Regions from separate parts of the Homo sapiens genome. Here region 2 is linked to region 1. Evidence: chromatin loops called from intact Hi-C (ENCODE). Cell type or tissue: endothelial cell of umbilical vein. All regions are shown on one strand.

The links. Peaks named below come from ENCODE experiments on the same cell type or tissue, not always from the same donor. Only the 100,000 strongest peaks of a DNase experiment are listed, where the experiment ranks them.
Region 2: it touches region 1 in a loop (5-fold over the local background); 38 of 110 quality-filtered maps call a loop at or near these places.

The regions. Positions count from the first base shown.
Region 1 is chr7:22,109,516-22,112,015 of GRCh38, reverse strand. No RefSeq gene overlaps it. Among named protein-coding and RNA genes, the nearest start is that of CDCA7L, 160 kb to the right of the region's middle. In endothelial cell of umbilical vein, CTCF peaks have their summits at 1,552 (motif pointing left) and 2,124 (motif pointing right); a DNase peak (open chromatin) is centred at 1,535; H3K27ac peaks cover 451 bases.
Region 2 is chr7:22,255,764-22,258,263 of GRCh38, reverse strand. All of the region lies in intron 7 of RAPGEF5 (Rap guanine nucleotide exchange factor 5), which reads left to right. Among named protein-coding and RNA genes, the nearest start is that of RAPGEF5, 100 kb to the left of the region's middle. In endothelial cell of umbilical vein, no CTCF peak of the experiment used is centred here; no DNase peak of the experiment used is centred here.

The DNA.
Region 1 (2,500 bases):
CTTCAAAACTGTGAAGCAATACATTTCTGTTGTTTGAGCCACCCAGCCTGTGGTATTTTGTTACAGTAGCCCCGAGAAACTCATGTAGCTTTGCTGGGAAGACCTGAAGGAAGTGAGGGACCCACCCATGCAAATCCCTGGGGGAAAAGCATTCTGGGCAGAGGGAACATCAAGTGCAAAGGTGTCGAGTGTGCCCCTTGGAGTTCAGCAACCAGCGAGGATCCTGGTGCAGCTGGAGCCAGTCAGGAAAGGAAGAGAAGCAGAGGAGGTCAGAGATAACTGGGGCCAGATCACATGGAGCCTTGATGTTTACCTTAAGTCAGATGAGAAACCACTGGAAGATTTTAAGCAGAGAAGGACATGACCACTCTGGCTACTGAATTTCAGACCAAATAGGGGCAAAGGTGGAAGTAGGGAAATCCGTGAGCTTATTGCAATAATACAAGCAAATACCATGGTGACTTCCACCAGGTGGTGGCATGGGGTGATATGACATAGAGTCATTCTGGATATATTTAGGAAGATACATCTGATATGGTTTGCTGATAAATTAGATATGGAGAAAGAGAAAGTTAAGAGTTAACCACAAGATTTTTGGTTTGACCAGCTGAAATCATGGAATTGCAACTAATTGCAATGAAAAAGACCTTGGAGATGGCAGGTTTGAAGGAGAATAGCAGGAACTCAGTTCGGGACATATTTGGTTTGAGATGTCCACTAGATAGACATGGATTGGAACTAACAATAATCTCTTTGTACCAAGTCTGACTTGTGTGCTTGATTTAGGGGACTTTCTACATCATCCACATCTGGGATTTCACCAGTCAAAGCCATTCTATGAGCTGGGGTGTTGTGCTGGATGAATACTTGCTCAATAATGATGCTTCAAACCTCCAGGTCCAAGCTCCAAGCATTGTCAGCACAGCCATGTGGAGCAACTTCGATGCACAGAACCTCTTCAAGTCCAACCAAATAGACACCACCCACTTGGGCAACAAGCCATCTCAGAGGGCAACCACCTCATGGGGCTCTCGACACTCTTCCCCTAGCAACCATACTTCAACTTTGACTTCACGGTTTGTTTAGTGCTGCCTTCTCATTCGGGCCTTCCTTTCCAGAAGAAATGTAGAAATATGAATTACACTTCTGTCATTAGAGATTCCAGAGGCTTCAATTAGGCAAGCTGAAATAAAATCTGTCTAAAAGACACGTAGTAATAGGCCTTTGAAACAAGCTTCGAGGTGGTCCCAGACATTCAGTTCCAATTTCACATTGCATAGCCAGAAACAAACTTGTACCTCAATGGGAAAGAACTTTTCAGACAGTCCATTATTTTTTTATGTTACCTTCTTTTGTCATCAAAAAATGATCTGGATCTCTTCTCTCCTCCTCACTTAAGTAACTTTTCTTCATGTCCTGGGTCATGCCCCAGGAATTTTTATCTACAAAGTGCTCAGCCTGGTGCACAATGCACATTCGCTGCTTAATAAATATTTGTTGCCTGAGATGCGTGCTGCTGGCATGACCAAAATGTGAGACGTTAGCGACATCTGCTGGGGATATGGTGATGGTGTGCAGAATTTAAGTCAGAAATGCATGTTTTTGAAGGGCTGAGTTAAATCAAATGCCACAATGGGGCACTGTTGGAAGCTTATGTCTACAGTGATGAGGCCATGGCTTTGCAGCTCTTCCTTACCAGGATGTGGTCCAGTGGGTTATTGTTCTCCTACAATATAATGCAGCCTTGTTTTTTTAAAAATACAGAAATCAAGAAGATGGAAAAGGAGCTGAACTGGGGAAAGCTGAGGTTTGCACAGGTCTGTTGGCTCCTAAGAAAATGAAGAAAGTGAGGGCAGGGAAAGGATGGAGAAGCAGGTCTCCAGTCTTCCCCCACTCCGACCGCTGGCCCTCAGGAGAAAGTGCAAGTGCCCAAAAGCAACTTCCCAGCCACTGTCCTTCCCCAGCCTCACCTCTGGCTTCTGCTCCCTGTTCCTGCCCCACACCCCAGGGGACACATTCCTCAGGTCCACTCCAGCCCAGCTAAAACGTTCAGGCACTCACCTCCAGACCTTTGAGCTTATTTGTTCAACAGCCAAGTAGCGAGTGGGGACTTGGGAACACTAGGAGGCGCTGTGCTAAACATGGGTGTACATTCCAGAGCCAGTCCAGGGAGTGTGGTTCCGGAACGGGTGGAGCTTCTGGTGTAGTGGATGTGGACTTTCTGGCCTGGAGCTCCTCTCTCCTCCTCACATAAGTAACTCTTCTTCATGCCCCAGGTCTCAGCACCCCCAGGAAACCTGCACTGGCCCCTCTAGCCTACACCAGATTCCCCCCAACCAAGCACCCTCGTAACACCTGGGTTTACCCCTCTCCAACCAAGTCAGAGCCTCTGAACTAGTTGGCCTGCTCCTCACCTCCCAATACACTAGATGTCCCCTCAAGCACCGGTTGCCTTCTTTACATTTATGTATCAGTGTTGATCACAAAACCAGAACAAGGT
Region 2 (2,500 bases), 150 kb before region 1:
TGTCTGCCTTCCAACTTTGTTCTTCGCTTTCAATCTTGTGTTGACTATTCTCAGTTTTTTCTCTCTCCATAAAAACTTCAGAATCAGTTTATCTGTATCTACATCTATTATCTCTTCTAGTTGGCTCTTTTTTTGTTGTATGAGAATTTTCGATTTTGTGTCCCTTAAAATTGTTGAACTCCAATGAGTTCTAATAGCTTCCTTAAAAATTATCTTGGATTTTCCACATGGACAAATTCATCATCTGTCAATGATGACTGTTTTGTCTATGTTTACCAATGCATATAATTCCTTTTTTCCCATATTATAATATTTCATTAGAGCCTTGCAGTATAAGTTTGAATAATATCAATGATAGTTGTCATTCTTATTTTGCCCCTGACTTTAATTAAATATAATGTTTTCTGATTAGAAGAGCAATATAAATGAAGAAGATTGTATTAGGAAAAAACAAAGACATTTCTTTCTTACAACCCCTCCCCACCCTGAACTACAATACATTTGGGAAACAATCTAGGGGTAAAAATAACCAACAAGATATATATTACTGTATTCAAAGAATTCAAATATGGAAATATTAGAGATACCTGACTGATTCACTGTGCATTCTCAATGCTTGAGTTGGCATTGAGTGTGGATGTGAAGGAACAATGGCAAGGTACAAAAGAGCCTAAGTCATAGGTATTGTATTCATTTGTTCCTTTATCAAACCCTAGCTGGGCACAAACTATAAGCTGAATGCAGTGTAAGACACAGGATACAATAGTGAGCAAGGACAAGTATGGCCCCTGCTGTTTTAAAATCATAGCATATGTTTCATAAATAGAATGCATTAATGAGTCAGTGACTGTCAGAGAAAGGTAAACTTCTTATTGTGATTTTAGGAGGTGATCAAACGCAGAACCATTAAGCATGGCCTTAATTAAGTAGAGTTCCAGCTGCAGAATGGTGTTTTCTATGTATGCTTCTTATTTTTAAAACTATTGAATACTTTTTAAAGGAGAAGAAAAATAAGCTAATATACATCAAATAAAAAAGTATTTAAAATGATAGCTGGCACATCTGGAGCTTGACAGAAGGAATTGATTACCCTACTATCTTATGTCTTGTAGTAAAACTGTTAATTAGGGCACAGGTGGTCCTGCCGGATTTCTGTCTAACTGCAAGAGGTTATTAAAATGAGCATTAATGTAAAAAATTTTTAGTTTCAGCCCACTGTACAAACAGAAATAAAAGTAACTGCCAATCAGTGTAGGTTTTATGAATAATTAAAGGCTGTAAGCTTAGTAAAAAATCTATTTGTTGTAATTTTCTAAAAGGCCATTAGGATGTGCCTTTGAACAGTTTTCTACCCTAAGAGCGAACCTTAGTGGATGTGAATAGCATTTTAAGGCTTCATAAGATTTGCAGAAATTTGCACAGATATCCTTGCACTTCTTTCTCGTTGTTGGATTGCTTATTCTCCTGCTAATGTTGGCTCATTAGTGTCTTGGGAGATGTGTTACTTCCCTTTTCCAGGGAATCCAAAGCACTTTTAGCTCTCATTATCTTTAGATCATATGAAATTTGTGCCATGGTGGGCTTCTATTTCTGGAAAGCCAGAAATCTCATAGTGGTAAATCTCCTTGGCAGTGTTTAAATTTCACTCTCTGTCCTTAGCCCATAGCTAGTTAAGTGTTTTAAAACTAAAGTATCTGGGATTTTAAAGTTTGAAAAGGAAAGAAGGACCTCCAGGCTCTGTTTTATTTTTGTCATTACGTGTCTTTGCGACCTCGGCTTTGTGATTTCAATTTGTATCTTGCAGGGGCTGGCGTAAAATTTGGTAACCTCAGTGATTCCTTCCAGCTCTAATATTTAAAAATCCTGTTCTAACAATGTTTTCACTTTTTACATTCATTCACCTCAGTCACAACCTTGGGACTATTTTATTCAGGATTATTTTAGGTGCATGTGACAGAAAAACTAACTGAAAACCAAAAAGGGAATTTTTTGCCTCAAGGACTCTGTAGAGTTTAACAGTCTCAGCGAGGGATTGTCCTGATAGCCCCAAAAGAAGCTTTGCTAAGCGATCTTGTTGGAAGGATGAAGTGCCCACCTCTGGAGCAGCAGGAGAATGGCAGGGGGAAGTAGACAGGTCAAGTCAACCCCACACAAGCAAAATACATGGCTCTACAAAGAACACCAGCAGAGGGGAGAATGGCTGCTGGGCAGGCAAGAGTAATGTGATCACCCCAGAAGGAATTGTTTGCACTGTCTCAATCACAAGATTTAGAGAGGAGGTGCCACCCTGAGACTCACACAGGCTAGAAAGTCTGCAGGCAGAATGCAGACTCAGGTTTTCCAACACCTGGTCTCTGGCATTTCCAGCCACACTCCCACTCTTGATTAGTAATTTTCAAGATAATGAGAGTAAATATGTAACTTGTGAAAAGGCATTCTTATTCTGCTTTTGTTCCTGGAAATTGAAAGGAATGAATTGAAAACTCATAAACTCTTCAAG